Linked DNA regions of Homo sapiens: regions 1 and 3 are each linked to region 2. A link is an interaction called in ENCODE POLR2A ChIA-PET data of the cell type or tissue named here. Cell type or tissue: CD4-positive, alpha-beta T cell. All regions are shown on one strand. Each heading gives the region's core, and the rest is flanking DNA. Links, peaks and the distances in the headings are about the cores only.

Region 1 (9,288 bases), core at 1-8,000, 250 kb before region 2:
TGCATGCTAGCTCATACCCAAAGGTGCTTTGGAGGCTGGGGCTGTGCCATCTCCCCTGTTCAGCTGCAAGAACTCACCCCAAGCTTTCCAGGAGCCATGGGTTCTGCCTCTCCCTATTCCTGATCCCTACCGTGGGTACTGGGCATAGAGAAAAAAACTATGCTTTTGAGCTTCCTAGTCTGTACCAGACACATTGATAAAACCTCCTATGGGTTTTTTAGCATCGCAACTGCAAACACATTTCCTTCAACCTTGATTGAAGGTGGTTCAGTTCTGGAAAAACTATGGCTTTTCCCACAGAGGGACTAATGAGGCTTGTCTATGAGTAAACATTTGAGTACCAAGTACATTAAAGGCTTGATCCTATGTTTTTAGATAAACAGAAGTATTACTATAACCTCCAGAAAAAGGGTCACTTGATTTTTAGTTGGACAAAAGCAACTTGGGCATTAATTCTATTCTAATAAACAGGAGTTTAAAACATTTTTATTGAAGGTTTGGAACTGGACACACAACTTCTTCCCTGCCTCCTCAGACCCAGAGATCAGCTAAGGGTGACCCCCGTGGCAATGGCAGTGATTTCACCATCCCCAAACTGGGAGAAGTTGGAGGGAGGTAGGAAAGCTTGGAAAGGGTATTAGGAGATGATCTCCTCCTGAACAGATGCCACAGTGAAATTCAGCCATCCAGCCATGCCTGAAATGCTCATGGGCCCCTTGTACTTTACCCCCAGCACATGGCCCTCCTGTCCCTCTCAGGGGTCCCAGAGTTCCCAAGGACCAGCTTCATTGACACAGCCAAGTCCTCAAGTCTCAAGCAGCTTTCTTAGACATAATTGCTTGGGGTGGATGTTAAGTCACATGGTTTGGGAGGCCTTTTTCCTTGCTCAACAGCAGATGCCCCTGTTTAGAGAGAGGTAGCATCTGTCATCAACCAGTGAGGCCAGATGTATCTGTCAAGAGTTCAGGTCTCTAGGTTTGGTGGGCCAGGACAGTTCAGCTGCTCTACTTGTTCATTTGTGGGGTCTCAAAGCCTGACAAGCCGATGGAAGGGATAGCAGAGATGCCGGCAAGTTGGTGACTTTTTCAAAACATCCACCATACCTAAGGGCACAGACCTATCAGGAAACTGGAGTCCTCCAATGTTACACCCCTATACCTCAAGTGCAGCCCAGTGTGGACTTCCAAGGATGCATACCTCCTCTTCTTCATTAACTTTTGCAGCGAGCCTCAAGGAAGTAATTGTGGCGCAATGCAGGTATTTCTCTTTTACCTGCAGTATGGAACAAACACATTTGAGCAGAATATGAATGCCAGAAACAAACTGAAAAGCATCTGTGTTTGTTTTCTTTTATACACTTTTTTGACATGGAGTCTCACTCTGTTGCCCAGGCTGGAGTGCAGTGGCATGATCTTGGCTCACTGCAACCTCCACCTCCTGATTTTGAGCGATTCTCCTGTCACAGCCTCCTGAGTAGCTAGGACTATAGGGGCGGGCCACCACACCTGGCTAATTTTTGTATTTTTAGTAGAGACAGGGTTTCACCATGCTGGCCAGGATGGTCTCCAACTCCTGACCTCAAGTGATCCACACCCCTTGGCCTCCCAAATTGCTGGGATTACAGGCGTGAGCCATTGCGCCCAGCCGTTTGTTTTAATAAGCTTTTTTTTCCCATTTTTAAAAGGCTCAATTTCTCCACAAGACAGAATGTTAGTGCCGTTTTTAGATCTGACCAACGAAGATGCTCCTGATTTCAGAACTGCAGATGACTGGGCAGTATTCCTTCATTTCGGGACTGACTGGAGGTGGGAAATATGGCACCTTCTCAGGGAACCCAGTCTCATCCTAGCCTCAAGCTGCCCTCGACAGGTCGAGACAAGCACATCCTACCTCATTACACAGGAAGCCCTTTCCCAGCTAGGTCCTCTCACGCTCCCCAAGTCCAATCCTGATGACTACATGACCCTGAGACAGCCAGTGTAGGATGTGGAGAGGTTCCAACACCAGCTCTTCCACTCGGAGCAAGTTAGTTTATACACCTTGGTTTTGAGCATCTGGAAACCCTCACCTCTCAAGCAGGAATGGGGAGCAAAGGTTAGTTTCTTCTCTCACCATCTGCCACCGTCCCTCAGAGGCCTCCCTACCTTCACTGAAATCAGGAGGCGGCCAAAGATGGTGAGGGCCAGGTTAAAAGTGGACTGGGAGAAGTAAAAGGTGTTCTGAAGCCGCAGGAGCCACAGCACGACTTCCTCGAAGGCGTCGCAGATTTCATCCTGCTAGGAAGAAGAGCAGGTGGGGCGAGGAAGGTCGCTAGCGGCCACTCCTGGTCCCCCAGCAGCAGGAGCCTCCTGCTTAAGGTGCGGGGGGTGGGGCAGTGAGAAGTCCCTTCCTCTGCATGCCCGCTGGGAGTAAGCGCCCCCCGGCGCAGCGGCTCACCCATCACCCCCACCCCTCGCGCCCACTTTTCGTCGTAGGCTGAGTTCCTTGATTCAAACAGGCCCTCTTCCGAAGGCCCTGCTAGCAAGACGCCCTCCTAGAGAGAAGCTGGTGGATCCAGCCTCGTGCCTCTCGTGAGGGGCCACACCTGGGGAAGGGCCCGGCCTCCAGTTTCAGAACACCCGAGCGCGGGTGCAGGTGGAGGCCACATCCGCCTGCCGTGCACGCGCGAGGAGGGCCACGCGGCAGCGACGGGTACCTGGGGTTTGCCGCCCCGCCACAGGCGCGCCTCGCGGTCCTGGGCCAGCTGCAAGTGGCAGAGCAGCCGGCGCTCGTCCAGGTCGCCTTCCAGGTTGCGCGGCTTGCGGGACTGTGGAGCCGGCCGCGGAGCTTGCTCTGGGGCGGCGGCGGGGACCGCGTCTGCGGTTTTCCCGGCTGGCGCCGTACCGCGCCGGGGCCGCACGGGGACTGCTGCGGACGCCGCGTGGAGGGAGGCCGCTCCGGGCTGGCGGGTCCCAGGGCACCTGCTCCGGTTGCTTCGGGGCAGAGGGGCCTCCCCCGGAGACGGCGGGAGAGGAACGCCCAGGGCTGTTTCCTCCAGACCGGCGCCGGGACGCCCGCCTGGGCTCTGGACGGCGCTGACCTCTGAGCTCGACGGCTGCGGCGGGAGCTGAGCGCCCGAGGCCATGTCGTGAGCGGGATCCTGAGTCTGAGTTGCCGCTTAACCCGGCATTTTATAACCCAGCTCCCGGAACACTGCAGCCTGGGGCGCCGCCGGGGGAGGTGGGGAGGCGGGCTCGGCGGGCCCCACCCACAACGCTCGCGGTGGAGCTACCTCTGGCGCACCGGGCCGCGCCTCGCCTCCTGGGCACTCGCCCCGCGGGTGGGCGGCGCGCACCCAGGATGCGGCAGGACTGGGCGCGCACAGGCGGGTGGCGGACCCCCTCCCTTCCCTCCATCCCCGCTGCTGCCTAGCGCACGCCTCCTCCCCCCTGCCGGCCGTGCTCCCTGAGCAGAGCCCCCAGCCAGGGGTGGGGCGGCTGGAGACTGCGCCCGCCTTGGGCCAGGACTCCCGGACACAGACCCTGGGTCTTACCTCACATTACACACTTGGGGACACAAGACCAGGTAAAGAAGCAGCGAGAGCGCCCTCCTCAGACAGGCTTGAAATGGAATTCCAGACGCGCTGTGTGATCTCATGCATGTGTCGTGACCTCTCAGAGCCTTGGCTACCTCTTCTCCGAAAAAAAAAGTGATAATACCTCCCTCACAAGGTGATTCATTCATATACATATATGTTTATGTATCTATACATACATATATAGCTATAAACGTATAATAAGGAAAATCATACAAATCATATATATGTATACACATACATACATAAATTTTAGGGGTGGATCTTGCTATGTTGCCCAAGCTGGAGTGCAGTGGCTATTCTCAGGTGTGATCGCAGCACACTACAACCTCAAACTCCTGGACTCAAGCTACCCTCAACCTCAGCTTCTCAAGTAGCTGAGACTTACAGGTGCACACCACCACACCTGGCTCCTAAGTTATATTTTGTTTAAAAAATTCATTACATTAAATGTATATTAAAAATATATGGGAATACCAGAAGGACAAGAAAGAGAGGAACAGAAGAAATATTTGAAACAATAACGACTGAGAATGAATATTTCCAAATTAATGCCAAACACCAAACCACAATTCTAGGAAGCTCTGAGAACATTAAGCAAGATAAATGCCAAGAACTACACCTAGACATTCCTATTTAAACCGTAGAAAATCAAAAGAAACTATCAACAGAGTCAGCAGACAACCTATAGAGTGGGAGAAAAGTATTAGCAAAGTAAGCATTCGACAAAGGTCTTAATATCCAGAATCTGTAAGGAATTTAATTAAACAAGCAAAAAACAACCCCATCAAAAAACAGGCAAAAAGACATGAATAGACTTCTCAAAGGGAGATATACAAGTGGTCAACAAACATGAAAAAATGCTCCACATCACTAATCATCAGAGTAATGCATCTCACACCAATCAGAATGGCTACTATTAAAAAGTCAAAAACCAACAGACGCTGGTGAGGCTGCAGGGAAAAGGGAATGCTTATACACTGCTGGTGGTAATGTAAATTAGTTCAGTCACTGTTGAAAGCAGTTTAGAGATTTCTCAAACAACTTAAAACAGTACTATTCAACCCAGCAGTCCCTTTACTGGGTATATACGCAAAAGGAAAATAAATTGTTCTACCATAAAGACACATACATTTGCATGTTCATCACAGTACTAGTCACAGTAGCAAAGACATGGAGTCAACCTAGGTGCCCTTCAGTGATCGACTGGATAAAGAAAATGTGGTACATATACAATATGGAATACTATGTAGTCATTAAAAAGAATGAAATCATGTCCTTTGTAGCAAACATGGATGAAGTTGGAAGCTATTATTCCAAGCAAATGAACACAGGAACAGAAAATTATATACTACATGCTCTCACTTTTAAGCGAGCATTGAGTACACATGGACGTAAAGATGGCAACAGTAGACACTGGAGGCTACCAGAGCGGGGAGGGAAGGAGGGGACAAGGGTTGGATAACTATGGGGTACTGTGCTCAGTACCTGGGTGACAGGATCATTCATACCCCAAATATCAGCATTGCACAATATACCAGAATCTAAAATAAAAGTTGAAAAAAGCCTGCAGGAAATCAAGATTAAAAAAAAAAAATCTCAAAAGAAGCTGGCCTGTAATCTCAGCACTTTGGGAGGCTGAGGTGGGCGGATCACTTGAGGTCAGGAGTTCAAGACCAGCCTGGCCAATATGGTGAAACCCTGTCTCTACTAAAAATACAAAATTAGCCAGGTGTGGTGGCACATGTCTGTAGTCCCCGCTACTCAGGAGGCTGAGGCACAAGAATCGCTTGAATCCAAGAGGTGGAGGTTGCAGTAAACTGAGATCATGCCACTGCACTCCAGCCTGGGTGACAGAGGGAGACTCCATCTCAAAAAAAAGAAAAGAAAAGAAAAAAGAAAGAAAGAAAGAAAGAAAGAGCAAGCAAAGCTGGGAGCAGGAGCTGGGTAGGATGAGGTGGAAATAAGATAAGGTGGGATAAGGATAAGAATCACATTGGACTTGTCTTCGGAAATCATGCAAGCAAGAAGAGAGTGGGGTGAAATATTTAAAATTTTGAGAGAAAACCCCCACCATCCTAGAATTCTGTATTCAGTGAAATTATCCTTCAGAAGTGAAAGAGAAATACTTTTACAAACAAAATTGAAGGTATTTCTCACCAGTAGACCTGCTTTGCAAGAAATGTTAAAAGAAATTTTTCAGAGAGAAGGAAAATGATATAGGTCATAAATTTCGACATAAAGAAAGAACTTTAAGGAATAAGTGAAAGTAAAATAAAACTTTTGTTTTTCTTATTCCTAATTGATCTAATAATCATTTATTCAAAATAATAATAATGTATTTGATGATTGTAGGTTATGGATAAGTTGAATGAATGACAATAATGATACTAGCCATGAGAGGGAAGAATTAAGAATACTTTGTTTTAAGTTACCTGCATTACCTGGAAAGCAGTATAATGTTACTTGAAAGTGGACTTGAATTAGTTATAAATGTATATTGCCAACTCTAGGGCAACCAGCAAAAAAAGTTTTTAAAAAGTATAATTCATATGCACTAAGAAAGGAGAGAAAATGGAATCATATAAAATGCTAATAACACCAGATGGTAGCTTGAATCCACAGGAAACAAGGAAGAGAACGAGAAATAATAAGAAGATTAATATTACAAATTATAAATATAAACTTGGCTCTGTTTTCTTCTCTCGGCTACTTTGGAAGATTTAAAATACATAAAATTTTATAACATAAAGTTATAACAAAGTATTGTTTGGTTTATAACATGTAAATGTAATCCATATAACAATAATAGCACAAAAAGAGGAGGAGGGAATAGAGCTATACGGGAGTTACATTTATATATGTCACTGGAATTCAATTATTATAACTCTGAAGTATTATAGATTCTGATAAGATCTATATTGGAAGCCCTAGAGCTTTTTTTTTTTTTTTTTTTTTTTTTTGAGACGCAGTTTCACTCTGTCACCCAGGCTGGAGTGCAGTGACGTGATCTCAGCTCACTGCAACCTCTGCCTCCCGGGTTCAAGCGATTCTCCTGCCTCAGCCTCCCAAGTAGCTGGGACTACAGGAGCCCACCACCATGCCCAGCTAATTTTGTATTTTTAGTAGAGACGGGGTTTCACCATATTGGCCAAGCTCGTCTCAGACTCCTGACCTTGTGATCCGCCCACTTTGGCCTCCCAAAGTGTTGGGATTACAGGCATGATCCACTGTGCCCGGCCTTTTTTTTTTTTTTTTTTTTTTTTGAGACGAAGTCTTGCTCTGTTGCCCAGGCTGGAGTGCAATGGTGCGATCTTGGCTCACTGCAACCTCCGCCTCCTGGGTTCAAGCGACTCTCCTGCCGCAGCCTCCTGAGTAGCTGGGATTACAGGTGTACGCCACTGTGTCTGGCTAATTTTTCTGTTATTTGTAGAAATGGGGTTTTTCCATGTTGGCAAGGCTGGTCTCGAACTCCTGACGTCAAGCGATTCACCTGCCTCTGTCTCCCAGAGTGCTGGGATTACAGGCATGAGCCACTGGGCCTGCCAAGAAAATAACTTTAAAAAATAGTAAACCAATAATTAAAGAAATTCAAATGTTAAACTATAAAAGATTCACATAATGAAAAACCATTGAAGGAGGAACAGAGGAACAGAAAGACAATATGACGTATTAAAAAACAAAAAGCAGGCTGGGCATGGTGGCTCACTCCTGCAATCCCACCACTTTGGGAGGCTGAGGAGGGAGGACTGCTTGAGCCCAGCTGTTTGAGACCAGCCTGGGCAGCATAGAGAGACCGCGTCTCTACCAAAAAAAAGAAAAAGCAGGGTGTGGTGGCACACACCTGTGGTCCGAGCTACTTAGGAGGCTGAGGCAGGAGGATGGCTTGAGGCTTGAGCCCAGGAAGTTGAGGCTGCAGTGAGCCTTGTTTGTATCATTGCACTCCAGCCTGGGTAACAGAGTGAGGCCCCATCTCAAAAAAGGAAGGAAGAAAGGAGGGATGGAGGGAGGGAGGGAAGGAAGGAAGAAAGGAGGGATGGAGGGAGGGAGGGAGGGAAGGAAGGAAGGAAGAAAGGAGGGATGGAGGGAGGGAAGGAAGGAAGGAAGGAAGGGTGGAAGGGAAAGAGGGAGGGAGGAAGGAAGGGAAAACAAAAAGCAAAATGGGAGACTTAAATCTAATATTATCAATAATAACATTAAATGTGAATGGGCTAAATAATTGTATTAAGTCTGCTAGGGCTGTGTTATGGACGGAATGTTTGTGTCCCTCCCAAATTCATATTTTTTTTTTGTTTGTTTTTTGTTTTTGAGACGGAGTCTTGTTCTGTCGTCCAGGCTGGAGTGCAGTGATGCCATCTCGGCTCACTGAAAGCTCCACCTCTTGGGTTCAAGAGATTCTCCTGCCTCAGCCTCTCGAGTAGTTGGGACTACAGGCACATGCCACCATGCCCGGCTAATTTTTGTATTTTTAGTAGAGACAGGGTTTAGCCATGTTGGCCAGGCTGGCCTTGAACTCCTAACCTCAAGTGTTCCTCCCGTCTTAGCCTCCCAAAGTGCTGGGATTACAGTAGTGAACTACCACACCCTGTTGCAAATTCATATTTTGAAACCCTAACCTGCAATGTGATGGTATTTAGAGATGAGGCCTTTGGGAGGAAATTAGGGCTCTCAGACATCATGAGGGTGGGACCCTTGGGATGGAATTAGTGCCCTTCTAAGAAGAACTTGCTCCCTATCGCTCCCTATCCTCAGCTTATTCTGTGAGGCAAGTATCACCCTGATGCTCTAACCAAGAAAGAGAGAGAGACAGAGAGAGAGACAGAGAGACAGAGAGAGAGCCAGAAAAGAAAACAAGGTTGGTTTTAACATCTAAAAATCAATATGTATCTGATAAAGGACATAAACACATTATATCAGAAAAAGCATCTGACAAAATCTGACACTTTTTCATAATAAAAAACACTCCACAAACTAGAAAATGTTCCAGCATAAAGGGCATTTATGAAAAACCTGCAGATAACATCAGACTTAATGGTAAATGACCAAATACTTTCCACCTGAAATCATCAATAAGACAAGAATGTCTGTGTTCACAGCTTCTGTTCAACAATGTACAGGAGAGTCCAGCTAGGGCAATTAGTCAAGAAAAAGAAAAAGCATCCAGGTTGGAAAGAAATCATATCATCTTTATTTGCAGATGATATGACTTTGTATATAGAAAATCTTAAGGAATCCACTAAAAAGAAAGTTCAGGAAAGTTGCAGAGTACAAGATCAATGTACTATAAAAGTCAACTTTATTTCTATACACTTTAATGAATAATCTGAAAATGAATTTTAAAAAACAGTTTCATTTACAACAGCATAAAAAGAATAAAATATTTGTTAAAAAAATTAGCCGGGTGTGGTGGCACGTGCCTGTAATCCCAGCTACTCGGGAGGATGAGGCAGGAGAATCGCTTGAACTCGGGAGGGAGGTGGAGGTTGCAGTAAGCCAAGATTATGCCATTGCACTCCAACCTGGGCCACAGATTGAGACTCCATCTCAGAAAACAAACAAACAAACAAACAAAAAATAAAGTATTTGGGAAAAATATTAATATAATCAAAAAATGTAAAACTTATACATTGAAAACTACAAAACATCACTAAAAGAAATTAAAGAAAACCTAAATAAATGGAAAGACATTCTGTGTTCATGGGTAGGAAGACTTA
Region 2 (10,452 bases), core at 1,095-9,094:
AGGGCAAGGCCCCGGTCTTCACTGTAATCAAGAGCCATGATGTAAGTAAACTCCTAGAACTACTGGCTTCTTATCTGAGGTGAGGACTCCAGGTGCCAGGGTCATGCAGGGCAGGGAAGGCCACTCTCTCTGTTTTGCGGCAGAAACTTTTCTGGGAAGTGGCTGCCCAGGGCATGGCCCTGCTTGTGGCTGTGTCTGCCTGGACTTCCTGGCTCACAGCTGAAGGGTCAAAGTGGCATACACTGGGTCCTCTCACTCCTCTGTCCACTGGGCACCTCATCCAGCACTCCGAGGTGGTCCTTGTGCCTGAGCCATGGGCCTAGAGCTCAGGAGAAGTGTGTGTCTAACCAGGTTTGCATCTGAAGAGCCAGGCAGCTGCTCAGGGACGCTCTGAGATTTTGTTCTGCTGATGTGTCCCTGCCTCTATTCCTAGCCTTGGATAGTTGCGGGAGGAATTTTAGGGACAAATCCTCTTTTTGGGGTGCCTGGGGCACTACCCTGTCTCAGGCCTAGCTCTCAGCCTTCAGTCCTAGGCCAAATCCTCTGTGGGGCCAGGTGGCTTGCTCAGGGGGAATCTGAGGGAGTTCCTGAGCCCACCTGAGGAGAACAGTGCTCAACAGAGGATGCAGGCCTTCCTGGGCCATGATGCTGTAGGAGAAGGCAGGGACTCCCACGAGAGCCAGCCTCGCTCAGCAGTTACCTTAGAAACCCCCATTTCTGCCTTTGCTTGTGTCCTGGCCTCTCTGGCATCTGTTCAAAGGCTACTGATCAGGAAATAGGTGCTCTGTTTACCAGGTGGCACCTGCTTATCTGCCATAGCCAAAGTCCATCCTGAATTCCTGCCCCCACCCTTTCCCGCAGCATTGTGCCTGCACCCTTCTCTTTCTCCAAGACCCCTAAACTTCCGCCTGCTAGAGGAGGGAAAGGGGTTGGTTTTCCATATTAGCCAGCAGGGGGTGCTGTTGCCATAGGGTCAGAGCTTCTAGGGGTGTGGGCTGGGGAACCAAGCTGCTAATCCCCTGGGGAGCACCTGGGGGTGGCCCCTGGTCTTGCTGGGCAGACAGCGGGGGGAAGATGGACTGACAGACACGCCCCATCCAGCAGTGGAGGCACCCTTATCACTTCCTTCCTGCTGTGCCCAAGCATCCAAAGGGCAAGGCCGAGCAGTCTCGGGACATGGTTGTAGGTTCTAGCTGTGGTCTCCAGTGGCCTGGGCCTTCCTGGGGCAGCCTGTGGCTTTTTCACCTGCTGCCCTACTCTCTTTAGCTTAGTGTCCTTGGTTCCCTAGACTCATAACCTAGGACAGAAGCCAAGGCCTAAGATCTTGTTTTGGCCCTGGCTGTGGACATATAGACTCCTAGGCAGAGTGGGGGGTCTCCTACACTTCTCCCAGAATGGGGCACCCAGGGAGGGGGGATGGGTCCTGCTCCAGCCAGTCTCATGTCCTGGCAAATCCTGTCATCTGATTCTGCTCTCAACTAGGCCTATCTCTATCCCCTGTGGCCACAGCCCTAATATGCCTGGATCACTTGAGCTGCCTCTAGTCTACCTCCCAGCCTCCAGTGTGCAGAAGGGACCAGATAGGGTGGAGCAAGCAGGCAGGGCAGGTGCTTAGGGTGAAACCTTTAAGGAGCTACTCACCGTCAGACTCACCCAAGTATAGGGTTGGCCCCTGAGAGCGAGTACCTCCTTAAATGTTGTGCCTTTAGGAAACTATCTCACCCTAGTCTTGCCCTGGTGTGCCACAGGCGTAATCCTCTGTAGCAGCCACAGAAAGTTTTCTAAAGCATAGGTCAGGCCACCAGTGGCCCTCACAAGACCTGCCCTAGCATTTAATTCAACAGACACCTGATGATAGACCCTGGTCTGGGCCTTGGCTCCAGAAAGGAAGGCAACATCAGTCCAGCCCTGAGCGGCCTCTGTCTACCAGGATAGAGTCCACTCTTGAGCACAGCATCCAGGCTCTTCAGAGTGTGGCCCCTACTGGTTGGTCCAGCCTCAGCTTCTGGGGCAGCTACTCCAGGCCACACCAAAAGCGAGATCCGTTCTGCACTTCTGAGCTGCCAAGCCTTTCCTTGGGCTGTTTTCACGTTCTGGAATGCCCTCCCCTACTATTAGCCTATTAACCTTTGACTCATCCTTTGAGGCTTTGCTGAACTGTCCCCTCCTCAGAGTAGCCATCTGTGAACAATGACTGAGATAACCTGCTCCGTCTCCATACTCCCAGCATCTCTGCCTCTTTGCCTCTTACTCGAGGTATGACATACGTCTGGCACTGCAATCAGAGCACACTTACTAAGTGCCTACTGCCTGAGAGCAATGTGCTGGGTGCCAGAGTGGGGGTGTGGGGGTGGTTCTGAGCATCCTCTGTCCTTGGAGAGCTCACATGCAGGTTAGTAGTGGAGACCACGGTGCTTACTTCTAAGTCCCCTCACAGGGCCCAGCGTAGGCCCAAGGCTGAGAAGCATTCCAGGACCATCAGCTGTCCCTAAATCTTTAGCCTTCTGGAGTCACCTCCTCCACTAAAAGCAAAGCATAACACACTCATGCCCCAGCCCATGGGGCTGTGAGAAGCCCTCTCCAATATTCACGGGGATTCTCAAGGAAGAAATAACGGCTTTTGCTTCCTGGAGGTGACTAGCCACCAGAGGCCTCCTGGCTTAGAGCTCCCAGCATACCCTTGTCCATTTTGCTCCCAATTATGCACCCAGACCTTTAAACACTCCCAGTGCAGCAATTCATGCTGGCTATCTGATGTGGTGACACATTCACTGTGGTTTGTCACCTGTCAAGGTGGAGGGCGGTCATGCTTTCTCCCACACCATCCAGGCAGGTGGGTCTCTGCTGACCCTTTGCTCCTCTTGCCAGTCAATCAGTCAATTGGTCAACAGATGCTTTCCCAAGGACTTACTCATGCAGAGAAAAAAACTGGAATCTTTCACACCTGGCTGAGGTCCTACCTAAATTTCTTTGTGGACCTACTTTCCAGGAGAGGAATGGAACAGCCAGCTAATGTTAACAGCTCCTTTCCCCTGTTCTGTGTCTGGGTGGCCCTTGCCACTAGGCTCCCAGTCTCTGCAGGACTTTGAGGGGCCACACATGTCAACAGGGCTATGGGAAAGGGAGCAGAGGTCCCCTTGGAGAGATAGAACCTGGCAGAAACAACCACAGCGCTGCTTGGAGAAGCCACATTCTTCCTCCCCTCCTTCTGGGGCACCCACCAGTTTCTGTGGAAATTGTCTTATTGCAAAGACCATCGTGGGGAAAATGTGCATGCTGCTGAGGCCATCTGAATCCACCATCCATATTCCTATCTATCCATCTGTCTGTTCGTCCATCCATCCATCCATCCATCCATCCATCCATCCAACCATGTCACACTGGTTCATGGGGCACCTGCTCTCTGCTCAGCTGAGGCTGGCTCCTGAGGCTACAACAGTGAACAGGGCCGAGCACCCACAGGGACACCTGTTCTCCTGTCTCTGCCCTGCTTTCCTTCCATAAATATACCAATAACTCAGCATTTGCTGAGTCCAGACCACAAAGACACATTCCTGTGGGTATTTATTAGCTTGAGCTACATCTACCATTTCTAAGATGTAACATCAAATGGAGCCCAACACAGACATTCTGAGGACCAGGTCCTCTGCCAGGTCAAATTTATGGGCTAGGATTAGAGTTGGATTCCCTGGATCAAAAATACTATTTGGACCGGGCAGAGGACCAGCATCACTGTTTCTAACCCTGGGCCACAGGAGAAAGAAGGGACAACAACCTATTTGATCTGTGGCCTCACTAAAAGCTGCCACGGTTGGTGGGCCCCTCCGTGGCACTCCTTCACTGTCCTGAGCCTCATTTCCAGGGCTGCCCCTGGAGTTGGGATTCCCAGGTTGAGTCACCAGGGTTGCCAGGCGCTCATGGCACAAGCTCCACTCTTGCAGTATTTGGACTTTCCCTGGCCCTCTCCCAGGCCAGCCACCCTGATCCTAAGCCTGGGCTGGTGAAAGTCAGTGTTGGCCCATACAGGGATGCTAGGGAGGTCTTGCTGCCTCTCCTTCCACTGGCTAGCTGGCTGCTTCCAGAATAGCCACCACTGATACCTGCCCCAGCCCCAGCTCTTCTGGGCTGAGGGAGCTCCATTTAGTCTGATTTATGTCTTTCCAAGAGCCATGGTCTCAGGGCCATAAGGAAAGAGATCCTTACCATAGACTTGTGGTCTCAAAGGCATGCATTTAGGAAACATGGGCTTGCCAGTGACACTGTCCACCTTGACCCCAGGTACTGCTGTGGGCTGCAGAGATCAGGGAGGGTACTGGACTCTCCCTCTGCCACCCAAACTCCCAGCCTTCTTGTCTCAGATCCAGGGCCAACCCACCATAATCCCTGGCCTGAGCTCCAAGCCCTGGGGAGGGAAGGAAGTGGCTGACCCCACGGCCAGCATTCCTCTGTGATGACTACAGTCCGCCTTCTGCCCAGCCATCCCAGCTGGAAGGCAGTTCTCAGGGAACTACAAGGGAAGCCCCTCCCACAAAAGCCAAGGCATCTTCTGCAGAGTGGGGCTTCCTTCAACTGGGGACATGGCAGGACCTGAGTGGGCTAGGGGTCCTGTGGGGGAGCAGGTCAGAAGGCATATGGACCTCACAGATGCCTCGAACTCACCCTACTCCTTTTCTCACTTAGTAAACAGTCACAAGCCCCCCGTGGAGGTTGGTGGGTTCTAGATCCAGGAGACTAGACCAGACAGTCAGGGCTCACTCTCAAGGGCTCCAAGTCATGTTCGGGGAAATCCTCCAACAAATAAGCAAAAGAGGACACTACGGATATGATCTCAGTAAGGAGACCTCATCGTATAAGGACAATAAGATGGGATGTGACAGTGAGGGGACAGCTGGGGACCTCAGTCATTTGAGGGGATATCCCAATTCCTCAGATCCCACCTGCCTGCGCACAGTCCCCTCTTTCCCCGCGTGCACACCCTCAAACCCCTTAGCTTGTAGAACTCCTCCCTCATTCCCTAAAGGCCACCCTGCAGGCAGGTCCATCCTTCACACCCCCACCCTCAGCATGAACACCATCCGGAGAGGCCTGGGCAGGTGCATTCAGGTGGGGCTTTTCCGGGGCCGGTTTTCCCCGGCTCCCGCTGGAACTTCCAGCTGGCCACTGGCCGGTAACACTGGACGCCCGCCCGTCCCCCGGCCCCCGCCGCTGCGCAGACCTCAGCGCTCCCAGCGTGGTTCGGTTCCCGGAAACTCCTCGATTTCCCTGTTGCCGCCGCGTTTGCAAGAAACCGAAACCCAGGCTCCGCCCCTTCGGCGCGGCCCCGCGGAACCCGGCGATGGGGCTGACCCCCACTGGATGGCCGGACCCAAGCCCTCCCCTACCCGGCCCCTGCGCCCCGCCCCACCGCCAGCTGCAAGGCCCAGGCGGAGGTGGGAGCCATCTGAGTGCCTGCGCGCCGAACCCCGGCGGGCAGCATCCGTCCAGCCGCTCAGCACCACCCGCGCCTCCAACGGGAGAGCCGCAGGTCTATCCCAAGTCTCAGGCTGCAACGGATGGCAGTGCCCCGGCAAGGGACGCAACGCGGCCTTCCCCTGCGGCAATTTACAAGCGGGCGCCTTTTCTGTGCATCCCCTATGTCCCTGCGAAACCGAGCGGAAGGGGAAGGTGGGGGGGGAGCAGGGAAGTGCAGAGGTGTTCGCGGAAAGCTCTGCACCCCGATTGTTGCTAGCTCCATCTCGCAGGGTGAGATAATGGGCACAGAGAAGTTTAGTAACTTGCCTGAGGTCACACAGCCTGTAGCTGCTGACCCGGCTGCAAACCCATGGCCTATAGCAAGAGGCTGGGCGGGGAAGGAGGAGGAAGTGCCTTGGTCGCGGGCAGGTGAGCCGCCTGGCAGGGGCGGGGCTGCCAGCTTGCTGGGGGTAGGGGTGGAAGTGGGGTGGGGAGGAATAGGTAGGGAGGAGGCGGGCAGCCACCAGGGCTGGGAGGATCTGCAGTTCTCCTGCTGGCCCTCCCTTTCCAGGAAGCCGGCCAGCTTGGAGCCGGCTGCTCACCCCGACTCACCCCCCGCCTGGGCGGAGCAGGAATGTGGAAGTTGGCCCGAAAGGACTGTGCCCCCTCCCCGTCAAACACCCCCCCCCCGCGTCCCCCACCAAGTTCTGGCCGGGGCTGTGGAGCGTGGGTCACCTGGGGGCGAAGGACTCCACATCACGGTGAAGTGGAGGTGCTGCAGCCCCCACAAAGACCGAGAAGCCTGCCAGGGGCGCCCCGGGCGAACGGCAGTGGGCGTGGGCCGTTCTGCAGCACCCATTGGCGCGGGGGAGGAGAGTGCTGATCCCATCAAGCCCCGCTCCAGGTCGCGGCCGCTGGGCCTGGCCCAGGAGCCTCCCCCGGCCTCGGGGCCCCATGGGACTGACAGGGGGCTGAGTTCTCTTTCCTCCCAACGGCGGTGTTTATAAGAAATGAAGCTCCGCAGCGGCCATCAGCGGCAGCCCACACTGTCACCCCGCCCCGCTCTCAGGGGGTTCCGGAACAGCCCTGAGCACTGGAGCAATTCCTTGGCTCAGTATTCTATCATGACCCCCTAGTGATTTTCCAGCCAGCTTCAGCCCCACATTCTGCATTTAGGAATTTTATAACAGTGCAACGTTTATTCTGCTGTGTCATACAGCATATTTTGCCAAACCTTTGAGAGGGGAGGGGCTGGTCTGGTGCCCCAGTGTATCTCCAGAACCAAACCTGGGGTTCACCAAAAAGCAGGCCTGCGTGATTCATATGTGTTGAATGAATTAAGGGACTTTCTTTCTCTCCAGTTAGGCTCCTTGCAGGCAGGGTGATGACCCTTGGATTCTGCCTTCAAGCTTTTGGATGCTTTTATTTCTGGCTTGTGTTCTGCAATTCACAGTTTAGGACTGCCTGCCTCCCAGGTTTCTGTGAAAATCGAGATGAAGGCTTTGAGCATTTCAGAGAGCCCTACTACTTCTGGACCTGGAACCTGGAAGGCATGCTGGGGAGTTTGTCTGCTTTGGGGACCGTGGCCCCCTCTCTGGGTAGCAGGCTCCACAGGTAGCAGGTCTCCCAGTCGAAAACCTAGTTCAGGTCGGGCGCCGTGGCTCATGCCTATAATCTCAGCACTTTGGGAGGCCGAGGCGGTGGATCACCTGAGGTCAGGAGTTGGAGAACAGCCTGGCCAATGTGGTGAAACTCCATCTCCACCAAAAATACAAAAATTAGCTGGGCATGGTGGCGGGTGCCTGTAATCCCAGCTACTTGGGAGGCTGAGGCAGGAGAATTGCTGAACCCCTGGAGGTAGAGGTTGCAGTGAGCCAAGATCACGTCACTGCACTCCAGCCTGGGTGACAGAGCGAGACTCCGTCTCAAAAAAACAAAACAAAAAAACACCTAGTTTAAACCTCACTGGCACCTGCACCTCAGCTCTCACAAACTCTCATTTCTGAGCACACACTCATCTCTATCAGCAGAGGATTTAACCACAGGTTGCCAAGAAATGTCTGTATCTGAGAGAATTCATAATCTGAGATAGAAGGAACACTAAACTCCAGAGGAAGAGGGGTCACACATCAACTTAACTAGGATTTACTGAGTGCCTACCATGGTAGCCACTCTTCGGGGGAGTGCAAGGATGGCGGCATCACCTTAGTGTGGTCCGTGTGGCCCTGTGCATTGATGTGTGTGTGCATGGTGACATGTTGGGAGCCATGCTTCTGGGCTTCAGGACTAACTGCAGCCCACTTAGGGGGTGAACAGTGTTTTGAGAGCCTGAGGGAGGGGACTGGGGACAAGAATTGTCTGTCAGGGTAGAGGCTCCCACAGGGTGTGTGAATGTGTGTGTGAGATGATCTTGCCTTCAGCATCCTGATTGCAGAAGTCACTTCAAAGGAGCCCCTGCCAGCCAGTTAGCCTCCTCTTGCCAGCACAGAAAAATCCAGGTCCCAATACAGAGAGGCCACACAATGAATTCACCCTCATTGAGTGAGGCTATGGATGAGAGGCATCTGTAAGGAAGACCTTGCACAGTGCAGGGTGCTGGCTACCCTCAGCTAACCCCTAGCTCGCTTCAGCTGCTGGGCATGAGGAACCTGCTTAGATTTCTCACAGAAAACATGGAGAGTTCTTTTTCTCACAGAAAAAATGTAGAGTTTGTTCCCCAGAGTTTGTTCCCACCATGTAGAAAGTGACCAGTGGTGAAAAGGAAACATAGGAAAGTTAAGGACCAAAGGGTCCAAGGAGGGAAAAGAAAGGACTTCTGGTTGGTTGCTTTGCGGGCATTTTGAAGAGATCAGGCATATGCTCTGGGCCTTAAAAAAAGACACAGAGATTGAAGTGGTGGGGTGGGCAAGGGAGAGAGAGATGGAGAGAGGGTGAGTGTTGCCAAGTATCCTGAGGAGACAGGGATGAGGGGACAAACACAGTGTGTTCAGATAATGGAAATACAGTGAAAGGTTCATGCGTTCCTGTTCATACATTTCATTTGACTTATGTCTTACAGTTTGGAAATAATTTTGATAGTCTAATTTTACAATTAGGAGAGATGGAGAGAGATTATCTCTATTTTACAGATGAGAAAACTGAGCCCCAGAGAGGGACAGTAACTTGCTAAGATCACATAGCAAGTGGAAAAAGCACAATAAGAACCCAGGCTTTCAGACTCAAATCCTGTGTTCTCTTTTCATCCCCCTTTAGTTTCATCTTCCCTACTGCCAAGGGTAGGGAAGCTGTCAGGGACAGAAGGTTGGAATGGGACCCCAGGACAAGACTGAGCAGAGATTTGAATGTGGGGCTGAATGTAGGGGAGCTCAGAAGGCTCCTGGGTGGCCCCGAGTGTTAGGGAGATCATCCGAGTTAGGGAGATCATTCCAGTGCAGAGGCACCATCTTCCCCATCTACCTGGGCAAGGCAAGGAGGCCCAAGGGGAGGTTGGGGCAACAATAGTCTGGTCCTGGACTATGAAATCACAACCCGATACAGGGAAGGAAGACCCAGAAGACCAGGTGGGAAAGAAAAGGGCTGGCTCCGAATTAATAAGAGCCTACAGGAGCCTATGTGTTCTGCTGGGGATCACAGAATGTTCTACATCTTAGAATGTGATTCATCAAAAGCCATTACAATAAAAATGTTGGGTACTTAAACATGGCTTAGCTTTATTTCACTGATTTGGAGTATAGCACCCCTAGTCATAATAAGCATATTCTTACAGGCTTCAAAATAAAGTAAGAATCCCTAAGGTTAAAAAAAAAAAAAAGGTCAAAGATGTAAATGTAAATGACAGTTTCATTGGTAAATCCTAACTGGGGAATTTCTCCTAAGCAAAAAATTATTGATATGCACAAAGATTTAGCTAATAGTGTTGTTTGTATTACGAAAAAATGGAAATAACCTAACTGTCCTACAATAGGGGATTAATTGGGTAAATTTTTATTTATCCTTGTGAAAGAATAATGTATACCTATTACAAATGACATTGCATAAGTACATTTCATGACATGGAAAGATGCTCATTATGGCTAAATATACATATGCATATACGGGTATATTTATACCTGTATCTGTGAATTAAAATTAAGTTTTTGTTTTAAAGCATTTTTTATAGTGTCCTGTTGCCTTCACAGGGTCACTGTGGTCAACTTATCAGACCACAAAGATGCAAACTTCCTTTCCCTAATCTCATCCTGAATTTTCCAGTGGATGTGTCAGGTTCTCAGGGGAAGGACAAGCATCTATTTGCTGTACCAAGAAAGGATCCCACGACTCAGGGGTCACTTGTTTTCTCTTATTCTTGCTCAGAAGGTCTTGGTCCCTGTAGCAAGTCCCCACTTCCATTTGTCACTTAAAGTACCCCAAAACCCACCTTTCCATTCCAGAGTGTCATTGCCCTCCACTTTGCTTAACACTCAGTTAGGTTCCTTCCTCAGTTTCTCCTACCTCCTTTCCTCTCCTAGCTCCTGACCCACCTCTATCTGGTAGACAGTTTTGCCCATTCCTGCTGGTATCCTGGGAACCAGGTTTGGCATTGGTCACAGCACTCAGATTGCAATGCGCCAGAATGGGATTAACCCATGCATTTCCTCTACGGGAGGGAGGTAGAGTGACTGGCAAGTCGAATGTTGCATGGGTGTGTCTATTTATAGCCTGCAAAATGGGGTGCTGCCCTGGAGGGAGAGCTGGGGTGAAGGAAATGACACGCCTGGGAGAGTAACTTACTTCTGCAGGAGCTTTAGGGAGATGAAGGAAGAAGCCTCCTGGGCCAGAGTTTTGGATGGAAAATGAACACCCAGTCAAGTCTCTAGGACTATACGTGGGGCGGGGACTAGTTGTGCGCGAGAGTTAAGTAGGGGCCTTACCAAGGAGCATGGGACCTGGGCTCCCCAACCCTTTGGCTAGCCCCATGGCGTTGATCAGCCCTGAGCTAATTCCTCCATGCTGCCCAGAACC
Region 3 (10,452 bases), core at 1,282-9,281, 60 kb after region 2:
AGTTGTTAACTGCCTTCCCACACTGATTCCCCTCTAACACACAAATGTTACTCTGTAAAGGCCATGTCTTACTTCACTCATTCTTTTTTATTTTTTATTTTTGAAACAAGGTCTGGCTCTGTTGTCCAGGCTGGAGTGCAGTGGCATGATGTTGGCTCACTGCAACCTCTGACTCCTGGGCTCATGTCATCCTCCCACCTCAGCCTCCCAAGTAGCTGGGATTACAGGCCTGTGCTACTGCGCCCGGCTAATTTTTGTATTTTTAGTAGAGACAGGGTTTCCCCATGTTGGCCAGGCTGGTCTCGGTCTAGACTCAAGTGATCCGCCCACCTTAACCTCCCAAAGTACTGGGATTACAGGAGTGAGCCACTGCGCCTGGTGCAATTTGCTCATTCTTTGAATAAATGTCCACTGAGGATCTGCTCTACATGGCGGGGGCTGTGCTAGGCACTGGGGTTCAGACAAAGGTGCACCCTTATACTTATCATCCAGGAGCCAGTGGGGTGAATGGCAAGGTGGCTGGCAATTGCAATACTTTGAGTAGCACTGAGACAGAATGCTTCCAACCACAGGGGGCCCCTCATGCCCCTCCCTGTTGGGACCCACCCAAAAAGTAACCTCTGTTCTAACTTCCATCACCAGAGATTAATTTTATCTGTTTTTGCCTTTTGTTTGAGACAGGGTCTTGCTCTGTCGTCCAGGATGGAGTGCAGTGGTGCGATCATAGCCCAGTGCAGCCTCAAACGCCTAGACTCAAGCAATCCTCCCACCTCAGCCTCTTGTGTAGCTAGGACTACAGGCATGTGCCACCATGCCCAGCTATTTTTTTTTTTTTAAAGAGACAGAGTCTTGCTATGTTGCCCAGGCTGGTCTCAAACTCCTGGTCTCAAGCATTCCTCCTGTCTTGACCTCCCAGAGTGCTGGGATTACAGGTATAAGCCACCGCACCCGGCCAATTTTATTTGTTTTTAAACTTCATATAAATAGAATCATACAATGTACCTTTCGGGTGTCTGGCTTCTTCCCACTACACATTATCTGTGCGATCCATGTATGCTGTTATGTATAGACACAGTTTGTTCTTTTTTAAGATTGCTGTGTTGTATCCCATTGTGTAGATATGACACAATTTAACCATTCTACTGTTGATGGCCATTTGTGTTGTTTCTAGTTTGGGGCTCTTATGGAGAAAGATACTATTAGACATAAGACAAAAACATTTTGGTTTATGTCCGCTGGTGGACATTCTGGACATTCGCACTCATTCCTCTTGAGTATGTACCTAGAGGTGGAACTGATGGTTTATGGAATGGGTATAGTCTTAGCTTTAGTAGATACTATCAAATAGTTTTCCAAAGTGATTGTACCAATGTACACTCCTACCAGCATATAAAAGTGTTTGCCAACATTTGGTATTATCAGTCTTCAATTTTAGTCCTTCCTGTGGGTATAGAGTTGTATCTTTTACGTTTTAATTTGCTTATTGGCTATTTATATATCCACTTTTAAGATGTTCCTGTTTAAGACTTTTGCCTATTTGCTTTTTTCTTATTTACTTACAGGAATTCTTTGGACCTTCTGGATATAAGCCCCAGTCGTCTGTCGGATATGTTACAGAGAATATCCTCTCCTCTTCCAGTCTCTGGCTCGCCTTTCCACTAGGTTTTTTGTTTTTTTTTTTCTGAGACAGAGTCTCGCTCTCTCACCCAGGCTGGAGTGCATGGCATGATCTCGGCTCACTACAACCTCCACCTCCCGAGTTCAAGTGATTCTCCTGCCTCAGCGTCCCGGGTAGCTGAGACTACAGGTGCCCACCACCATGCCCGGCTAATCTTTGTATTTTCAGTAGAGACGGGATTTCACCATATTGGCCAGGCTGGTCTCGAACTCCTGACTTGTGATCCGCCCATCTCAGCCTCCCAAAGTGCCGGGATTACAGGTGTGAGCCACCGCACCCAGACGCCTTTCCACTCTTTAATGGTATTTTTGATGAACAAAAGTTCATAAATGTTCAATTTACCCATCTTTTCATCTATGGCTAGTGTATCCTGCTTAAGTAATCTTAGTTCCAAGAAGTCCAGTTAACAGAAATAACAAAAATTACTAATATTAAAAAAGACAAAGAAGTGAAGGAAAAAATTGGATGGTGGGTGTGGGAGAAGGACTGCATCAGATCGTGAGAGTGTGCTCACTTGACTGTGCTGTGCAAAGCCCGGGCCTTGTCCTGTGTTGTGGTATGGATGGGAGCTGAACCCCCAGGCAGTGCAACAAACATGCCCTCTGTTTGGTTCAGATGCTGCACCAGGTGGTGGAAAGGGCTCTGTGGGCTGTAGGGGGACCCTGGCTCAATGGCTTAAGAGAAAGATCACTCCTTTTCATGTGTGTTAAGCTGGGTCTGACCCCCAAACCCTGGAGACTCCCTTTAGTCCAGGCCCTGCGCCTCTGTGCCAGAGCCTGCAAAGACAGCAGTGCTGACACTTGTCCAGCTGGCTCACAAAGGGGAAATTCTCCCCTCCTTGAGTCACCACATAGACAGGAGGAGCTTCAAATAACAAGCGCTCGACTCCAAACGATCCCTATGCTCATTTCACGATGCTGCATCACTTTCAAAATCCCCTGTGATGCTTGTGTATGAAGTCTAGATCCAGAAACTTTCCCCATGTTTTCCCCAGTTTGAGTAGAACAATACCCTGGGAGTCACAAGCTACATCATACAATTGACTTCCCTAAAAAAAAAAAAAAAAAAGAGATCTTGGACTCAAGGTTATGAGTTTGCAGTGTCCTTTGCAGGGTCTTTTAAATCCCCTAGTGGCATATGAAACTCTGGATGTTTGTGAATTTTCCTGGGGAAAGGGTCTATGTGTGCCATCAGATTCCGGAAGGGGTGTATGACCTCAAAAAAAGGTAAGACTCACTGGACCGAGTCCCCTTTAAGGATAGTTTGCAGTCCTCTTCTGCTGGGAGGTGATGGTAGTAGGCTTGCCAAGAGGACCTCAACCTACCAGATGGATGCGATCTGCCATCCACCTCCCCAGCATAAAGCCAGTTCATAAAGCCAGCTCCAGCATCTCTGGGGCAGTTTTCTTCCCATCCAGGGTCAAGCTCTTGGCGGCTTAGAGATGCAGTGTGCCAGTCCCAACACCATGGCTGTGTGTCACTGCAGATGAAGGCATACTTTTTTTCTAGGACGTGCAGTGACCCCACTTGGCAGCAGACACTCATTTCTGATATTTTTGTATGCCAAGTCTTGGGTAAAACAACTAAGTGATCTCTTAAGGACCCAGGTTCCTTTTTTGTCCCTGTTCCTTGCCCCTCACCACCACTTTTTCCATGTGCCACCCTCTCATAAGAACTCAGAAGCCCAGGGTGGAGTCAAAGGGGTCTTTTAAATCCCCTAGTGGCATATGAAATTCTGGATGTTTGTGAATTTTCCTGGGGAAAGGGTCTATGTGTGCCATTAGATTCTGGAAGGGGTGTGTGACCTCAAAAAAAGGTTAAGACCCACTGGACCGAGTCCTCTTTAAATGGAAGTGCATGGATCAGTTTGATAAAATTAATTTATAGTAATGAGCTATGTATCTTTAGCTAACTGCACTTCTAAAAAGACATCTGGGAAGGGAGAACGCTTAACTAAAATTATTATTATAATTATTATTTTTTGAGATGGAGTATTGCTCTTGTCGCCCCCAGGCTGGAGTGCAATGGCACGATCTCAGCTCACTGCAACCTCTGCCTCCCAGGTTCATGCAATTCTTGTGCCTCAGCCTCCTGAGTAGCTGGAATTAGAGGTGCCCACCACCATGCCCAGCTAATTTTTGTATTTTTAGTGGAGACAGGGTTTCACCATGTTGCCCAGGCTGGTCTTTAACTCCTGACCTCAAGTAATCTGCCCACCTCAGCCTCCCAAAGTGTTGGGATTATAGGCATGAGCCACTGCACCTGACCTAAAATTATATTTCTAATGACAAAACTGAGGTACAGCTCATAACTAAATAGGGGAGAATGACATTAAAGCCACTCCCATCACTAAAAAAGACCAATTTTTCTGGTCTAGATGGCTTTTTAGAGGCTCCTGGAGCAGGAACAAGGGGTTAGTGACTACGATGTGTCAAAAGAGACATAGGCATTTCTCAGATAAACCTCAGCTCTTCCGGCTTGAGAGAAGGAAACATTCCCAACATGACTTAGGGGCCCAAGGACCCTGTTTCCACCTCATATCAGATTGTCAAATGGGAAGGGTGTGCCTAGAGCACACACTCCCTCCTGAAAGGGCTGAGTCCCCAGAAGACCTATGTCTGCTCCATCCTGGGTCCCTGCTCTCTCCTGGAGACAAGATACAGCTGCCTGTATGAGTAGCAGTCTGGGGCCTCCTCCTCCCTCCCTCTGCCCCACCCCACTCCTCCCTGCCCGCCCCCATACACACTGGGTTCTTCCTCCCCTGCTCTCTCTCAAGAAGCCAGGCCCCTGCCCCCACTCACAGTCAGAAGGAAGTGATTCTGCAAGGCCTCCCAGGGACTCCCAGGACTGGCTCAAGGCATCAGACTGTTAAATAAGTGGGATTTTTTCAGTGTTTGTAGAAACTGTTGTTTAAAAAGATGTAACCATCCAAACTGTTTATGTAACCCTTGGGAAGTCTCAACAGATATGGTTCCCTATTTATAACTGTGGCCAGGACTTTAAAAATACAAGTGGAGGGGGACTGTCAAAATCAGAGAGGTTGTCACGTTACAGTTGTATGCTTGCATAACTGAATTCAGTATTTTGCTCTAATTTGAGAAGTTTCTTTTTATTCACTTTTCTCCTTTTCTGGTTTTCTCTTCCTTTGTTGTCCACTGCTGTGCACCATACACTCCTGACATTTTCTGAGAACATCAGAACTATTTCTCTGAAGTGGAGGTTCAAAATAGGGGTTTTTAGAATGACCAAATAATAATGAACACTAAAATTCATTTCAAAGCCTAGGACTAGTCTATTCATACTGATATTCCTAGTCTACAAGGGTAAACATAGCTGTCTTCTCGCCGCCAGCCCCTACACCTGCAGGGGCCTGCTCTGTCTCTGGGTTGTCCGCTCTGGAGGTAGGTGTCAGACCACCTGGTCTCACTTTCCTAGGTCCAATCTCTGGATCTATGGCAACAGAATCCACAGGTCCCTATTCCCATACAGGGGGAATGCAAAGTTGCTGGGGGACAATCACAGTGCAAAGCTGAGATCTGGGCTTCTTTCTAGAGCCATTCTGAGGTCTTCATCACTCACACTAACAATCCAACTAAAACCTGGCTCTTGTAGGAACACATCCTCTTCTTTATTAGGGAGGCTGTTCTCTGAGTTAACATAGTAGCAGTTTCGTTCACAGATCTTTCTGGCAAAAAAGAATCCGACGAGAGCTATGCCTCCACCAAAGGCACAGTTTGATAACACTTTGGGGAAGGATGGTTCATAGCTCCTGAAGAAGAAAGAGTCTGTGATAAGAACCTCTGGCCCACAGGCTTCTTCACACTACACAACTTCCAAAATCCCTAACCACTGCTAATAGCTAGGAGGAGGATAGTGACTGTTCCCAACACAAAGAGATGACAAACATTTGAGATGGTGGATATGCTAATTACCCTGATGTGATCACTATACATAATATGTATTGAAACATCATTATGTACCTTGTAAATATGTATAATCATTATAACACACAATATGAGGTCCCAGACAATGATAATACATAATAATTATACGTTTATGGGATACATAGTGATGTTTCAATATGTATAAATTGAAGTGGTGTGAATTATGTATAAATTTTAACTACATTAAAAATTACAGAAAAATAAATTTTAAAAAACAAAACAAAAAAAATTCTTAACTGCTGTCAAGCTAGCACTGACAACCGAAGCCTCAGCCCAGTACCTCCCTGCTTCCACCTGTGCTGACCACCCTAAGAGAGAAGGCAGAGGCACACAGCCCTTACATCTTGGTGGGGAAACCCTAGGGTTTCCTCTGAGGGCCTGACAGTTTGAAGGGATTGAAAATGAGTGGAGGGTGTGGCCACCTCAGCTCTAGCCTCCTTCTGCTGAGGGACAGTGGCCAAGGAACATCCTCATAGATCCAAAGGAAGGTGGAGAGTCCCTCTTTGTCCTCTCCACCCACCTCATCCCCACCACGCCCTGATGTCACTCCCTGCTGTACCCACCCCGGAAACCCTTAGCCACTTCCCACAGGTCCACTCCCAGGGAAGTTCTTTAATTGGTGGATGTGGGAAAGAGGAAGAGGAAAAATATCATTTCTACCTTCCCAATTCCCTGTATCCCATGAGCCTCCAGTCTGAAAATGATTACCCATCTGACCTGGAGCTCTCATCCTAGGTATCATAATGGCTCTTCTTTTACCCATAAGGAGAATGGGTAATGAAGAAATGCAAAATCCCAACTCATGAAAATGTGGTTGAAAAAGGGAAGACCCATAAAAGTTCTCATTTGTTGACCAGAGACAATAAAGTGATTACTTAAAAAAAAAAAAACCCACCTCTGGGGTCTTTCCAAATCATGGAGAAAAATAAAAACAGGGGAAGACATGCTCTAGTCTTAAAACTCCAATGTGGCCCCAGACTGGTGAGCCCCAACAACAGTAAATACCCACCCTCAGCAGCCTTCTGCCCACCTCACCCCACCAATACTAGGTCCCAGACAAGTCAACAAACACTTATTGACCATGTACTGTGTGCTTCCAACCATTCCGGGAGTTGGAATTCTGCAACCTCAAGGTGCTTTGCGAGGAGCAGGGAAACAGCTCAGTCAACATTTACTGTGTGCTGACGTTTTGCTAGGTTTAGAGGAGGCAAAAATCTGAGAAAAAAACAGCTAAGAATACTCCAATCTGGGAAGTACTAATATACACATAGCACCATAGGAGCAAGGAACAATTAATTCTACATGGTGAGGTCAACCAGAGAAGATGATTTTTAAGTTGGGCCTTGAAAGCACATTAGGATTTTGCTGGGTATAACTGGGAAGGAGTGGCATTCCAGGCAGAAAGAACTGAGTGAGCAAAGGTCAGGGTTGGGGTTGGTATGGGCAGTTGGTTGTATGTGATACGGCGTGTAGTCAGGCCAGTGTTGCCAGAACACGGGGTCAGAGAGCAAGAGCAAAGGAGGTAAGGCTAAAAGGCAGGCTGCAGTTTATGGCAGCCACGAACACATGCCATTCAAAGGACCTGTTGCATGGAGTGCAGACAGCTGACAGGCTGCAGCCTCGGATCCACACCATTCAAGTCAGACCATGTTGCCTCCTGGGTGGCCCCCAGCCAATGACAGAACATGGCAGGGTTGCTCGGGCCTGTCCATTTCTGCCCAAAGTGCGACTCTTCTCCTGGGCAATCTTTGGCTGGAACTCCCCACTGGGCTCGTTGAGACACTCTTACAGCCGCATCACAGTCTGATGCTCTTTCAACAGAATTATCCTTCCCTCTCTTGCGTCCCAGAGTTAGATCTGGACTGCAGTCTGAAAGCTGTCTTTTCTCTCCGTACTTCTGCTCCTTTCTCCTTTATCTTTCATAGGCATTAGCTCTTCTTACCCCCAATAAATCTTCTGCACTTTTCATTCTGTTTTGGTGTCTGCTTCCCAGAGGACTCCAACTGAGAAGGAGCTTAGATGAATGTTTGGGTTTTGCTGACAGTGAGGAGCCACTGAGGTATTTTAAACAGGGCAAGCCATGGTCAGATCTGAGTTTCATAAAAGCAATTCTAGCACTAGGGTGAAGAGCCGGGGGGTGGGGAGACAGGGAAGCAACAGGCAATGAAAAGACCATTTAAAAGGACACTGCACTGATTGGTACAAGGTTTCAACAAGGGGCAACTGGAAGTATATACAACTTACTATGTATATACCCTTTAACTCAACAGTCTCAATTGTAGAAATCTATTTTATAGAAACACTAGCACAAATGCATAAAAGTATAAAAATGAGGATGTAGTGGCCTATAAATATTATCAGGACATTGAAAAACTTTGTGGTCATCTGTAGGGGAGGAGATGAACTAGCAGTACATCTACGTGGTGGAATACATACCAAGCAGCCTTTAAAAAGAAGACAGCAGGTCTCTATGTACTGTCATAGAGAAATATACACAATAGACTGCTATTTGTAAAAAGCCGGTTGCTAGCCGGGAGTGGTGGCTCACGCCTGTAATCCCAGCACTTTGGGAGACTGAGGCGGGTGGATCACCTGAGGTCAGGAGTTTGAGACCAGCCTGGCCAACATGGTGCAACCTTGTCTCTACTAAAAATACAAAAATTAGTTGGGCGTAGTGGCGGGTGCCTGTAATCCCAGCTACTTGGGAGGCTGAGGCTGGAGAATCGCTTGAACCTGGGAGGTGGAGGTTGCAGTGAGCCAAGATTGTGTCACTGCACTCCAGCCTGGGCAACAGAGTGAGACTCTGTCTCAAAAAAAAAAAAAAAAAAAAAGCCAGTTGCTGTACAAAGTATATAGCATGCTCCCATTTTCATGAACAAAGCTGTGCATACGTATATTTATAAAGATCCACATTTGTTTGTATAAATAAGTCTGGAAAGAGATATATCAACTGTTGACAGAGGTCACCTCTTGAAGGTGGTAGGGCTTTCACTTTTTACTTTCTATGTTGTTTTTATTTTCTTTGGTGCTTTTCTATAATATATTTTCTACTTCTTAAAATGATGAAGATGGTTCATTTCTCTTATCAGAACACAAAATTTTAATTTAAAAAGCTTCATATCTACTTGGAAAACCATATAAAAATTCTTTATATTGTATTTCCAGAGAAGAAATAACAAAAATCTCCTAGAATCGTTGAGAGGGCTGTCAGCGGCCTGGTCTCGGTAAAGAGAAATTAGAGATGAGTTGGAATAGAGCCGAACACAGGGTGGTGAAGACAGAAGTTCCAGAAGAAGCCAAGAGTGCTATCTTGAGTAGTGGGCAGGTGACCCACAGAAGGGCGGTGGGTGGGAAGTAGGAGTGAGAGGGGTCTGTGCTGAATGTGCCAGCCTTCAGGAGGCTCAGGCCAGGACAGGGTGTATAAACAAGAGGTGACGCTGGCTCCTGCTTTAGAACTCAGGAGAGTATTTAGGCCTAAACACTTATGACCTACAAAAGATTAAAAACTTACCAACAGTACTCACCAATGGACTAAAACGCTAATTGTAAACAGTGAAGTCATTGAAAAACCAGAAAAATATTGGTGAATACTTATCTAAGGGGGGAAGAATTTTGGATAAAAGAGCAAACAGCATTTTAAAGAAATTTTAGCCATATTAAAAACAAACACCAAGACTTTAAAAACAGAACTCATAAACAAAATCAAAAGACAAGCAAAAACAAGGAATTATATTTACAGCAACACTGACAGAAAGGACATGTCCTTCATATATAAAAAACATATGGTTGGGTGTGGCTCATGCCTGTAATCCCAGCACTTTGAGAGGCCAGCATGGGTGGATCACTTGAGGTCAGGAGTTTGAGACCAGCTTGGGCAACATGGTGAAACCGTGTCTCTACTAAAATACAAAAATTTAGCTGGGCATGGAGGCTTGCGCCTGTAATGCCAGCTACTCAGGAGGTTAAGGAAGGAGAATCGCTGGAATTGAGGAGGCAGAGTTTGCAATGAGCTGAGATTGCACCACTGCACTCCAGCCAAGGAGACAGAGTGAGACTTCATATAAAAAAAAAAAGCAAAAAACAAAACAACAACAACAACAAAACCCAAAAAACACAGATGAGTTTGTAATCAGTAATAAAAATACACTCTCCAAAGAAAAACAGCACTGGAGCTGGGCATGGTGGTATGTGCCTGTAATCCCATCTACTCAGGGGGCCAAGGTGGGAGGATTGCTTGAGCCCAGGAGTTCAAGGCCAGCTTGGGTAACACAGCAAGATCCCATCTCTATAAAAAATAAGTTAGCCAGGTATGGTGGTGCACACTTGTAGTTCTAGCTACTCTGGAGGCTGAGGTAAAAGGATTGCTTGAGCCCAGGAGTTCGAGGCTGCAGTGAGCTATGATTGTGCCACTGCGCTCCAGTCTGGTTGACAAAGCAAGGCCCTGTCTCTTAAAAAAAGAAAGAAAAAGAAAAACAGCATTGATTATGGTATTGTGTATTATAAACATTATTTTGTATTGGTTAGAATTTTGTTCAGTTACATAAAACAGAAAACAATAGTGGCTTAAGCAAGATGGGATTTTCTTTCTTTCTCTCACTGAAAAAAAAGGTCTAGAAATGATCAGTTCAGGGCTGGTTTGGTGACTTCAGGTGTCACCAGGGACCTACGCTTCTTCTGGCTCATCCTGCCCCTATTCCTAAAGTGCAGCTCTCATTCTCATGTCTTGTGGTAGTTGCTAGAGTGATAGTCACCACATCCTCATTTAAGAAAGTAGGATGGAGAAAGGAGGGTGAATAAAGGGCACACCCCCTCCTGTTAAGGAGCTGGCTTC

The links. Peaks named below come from ENCODE experiments on the same cell type or tissue, not always from the same donor. Only the 100,000 strongest peaks of a DNase experiment are listed, where the experiment ranks them.
Region 1: POLR2A ChIA-PET joins it to region 2 with 13 read pairs; 7 of 35 experiments call an interaction of 5 or more read pairs at or near these places.
Region 3: POLR2A ChIA-PET joins it to region 2 with 12 read pairs; 31 of 35 experiments call an interaction of 5 or more read pairs at or near these places.

What each region holds. Positions count from the first base shown.
Region 1 is chr5:132,741,332-132,750,619 of GRCh38, reverse strand. CCNI2 (cyclin I family member 2) reads right to left here and starts at 3,194. Exons shown (of 6, transcript NM_001039780.4): 1 at 2,696-3,194; 2 at 2,145-2,273; 3 at 1,198-1,272. The coding sequence starts at 3,124. RefSeq lists silencers at 2,832-3,021, 3,042-3,111, 3,122-3,541 and an enhancer at 3,632-3,711. In CD4-positive, alpha-beta T cell, for the core only: CTCF peaks have their summits at 3,357 and 3,562; DNase peaks (open chromatin) are centred at 2,679, 3,249 and 3,579; H3K4me3 peaks cover 1,589 bases; H3K27ac peaks cover 234 bases.
Region 2 is chr5:132,491,866-132,502,317 of GRCh38, reverse strand. No RefSeq gene overlaps it. Among named protein-coding and RNA genes, the nearest start is that of IRF1, 6.3 kb to the right of the region's middle. RefSeq lists enhancers at 1,185-1,304, 4,919-5,893, 7,491-7,570, 10,294-10,343, 10,384-10,452 and 1 more and silencers at 5,293-5,552, 6,223-6,472. In CD4-positive, alpha-beta T cell, for the core only: no CTCF peak of the experiment used is centred there; DNase peaks (open chromatin) are centred at 3,927, 5,327, 5,867, 6,397 and 4 weaker places; H3K4me3 peaks cover 2,513 bases; H3K27ac peaks cover 6,311 bases.
Region 3 is chr5:132,431,779-132,442,230 of GRCh38, reverse strand. The region is part of intron 2 of CARINH (colitis associated IRF1 antisense regulator of intestinal homeostasis); the gene reads right to left. Among named protein-coding and RNA genes, the nearest start is that of LINC02863, 10 kb to the right of the region's middle. In CD4-positive, alpha-beta T cell, for the core only: no CTCF peak of the experiment used is centred there; DNase peaks (open chromatin) are centred at 2,540, 3,173, 4,430 and 6,108; H3K4me3 peaks cover 439 bases; H3K27ac peaks cover 4,587 bases.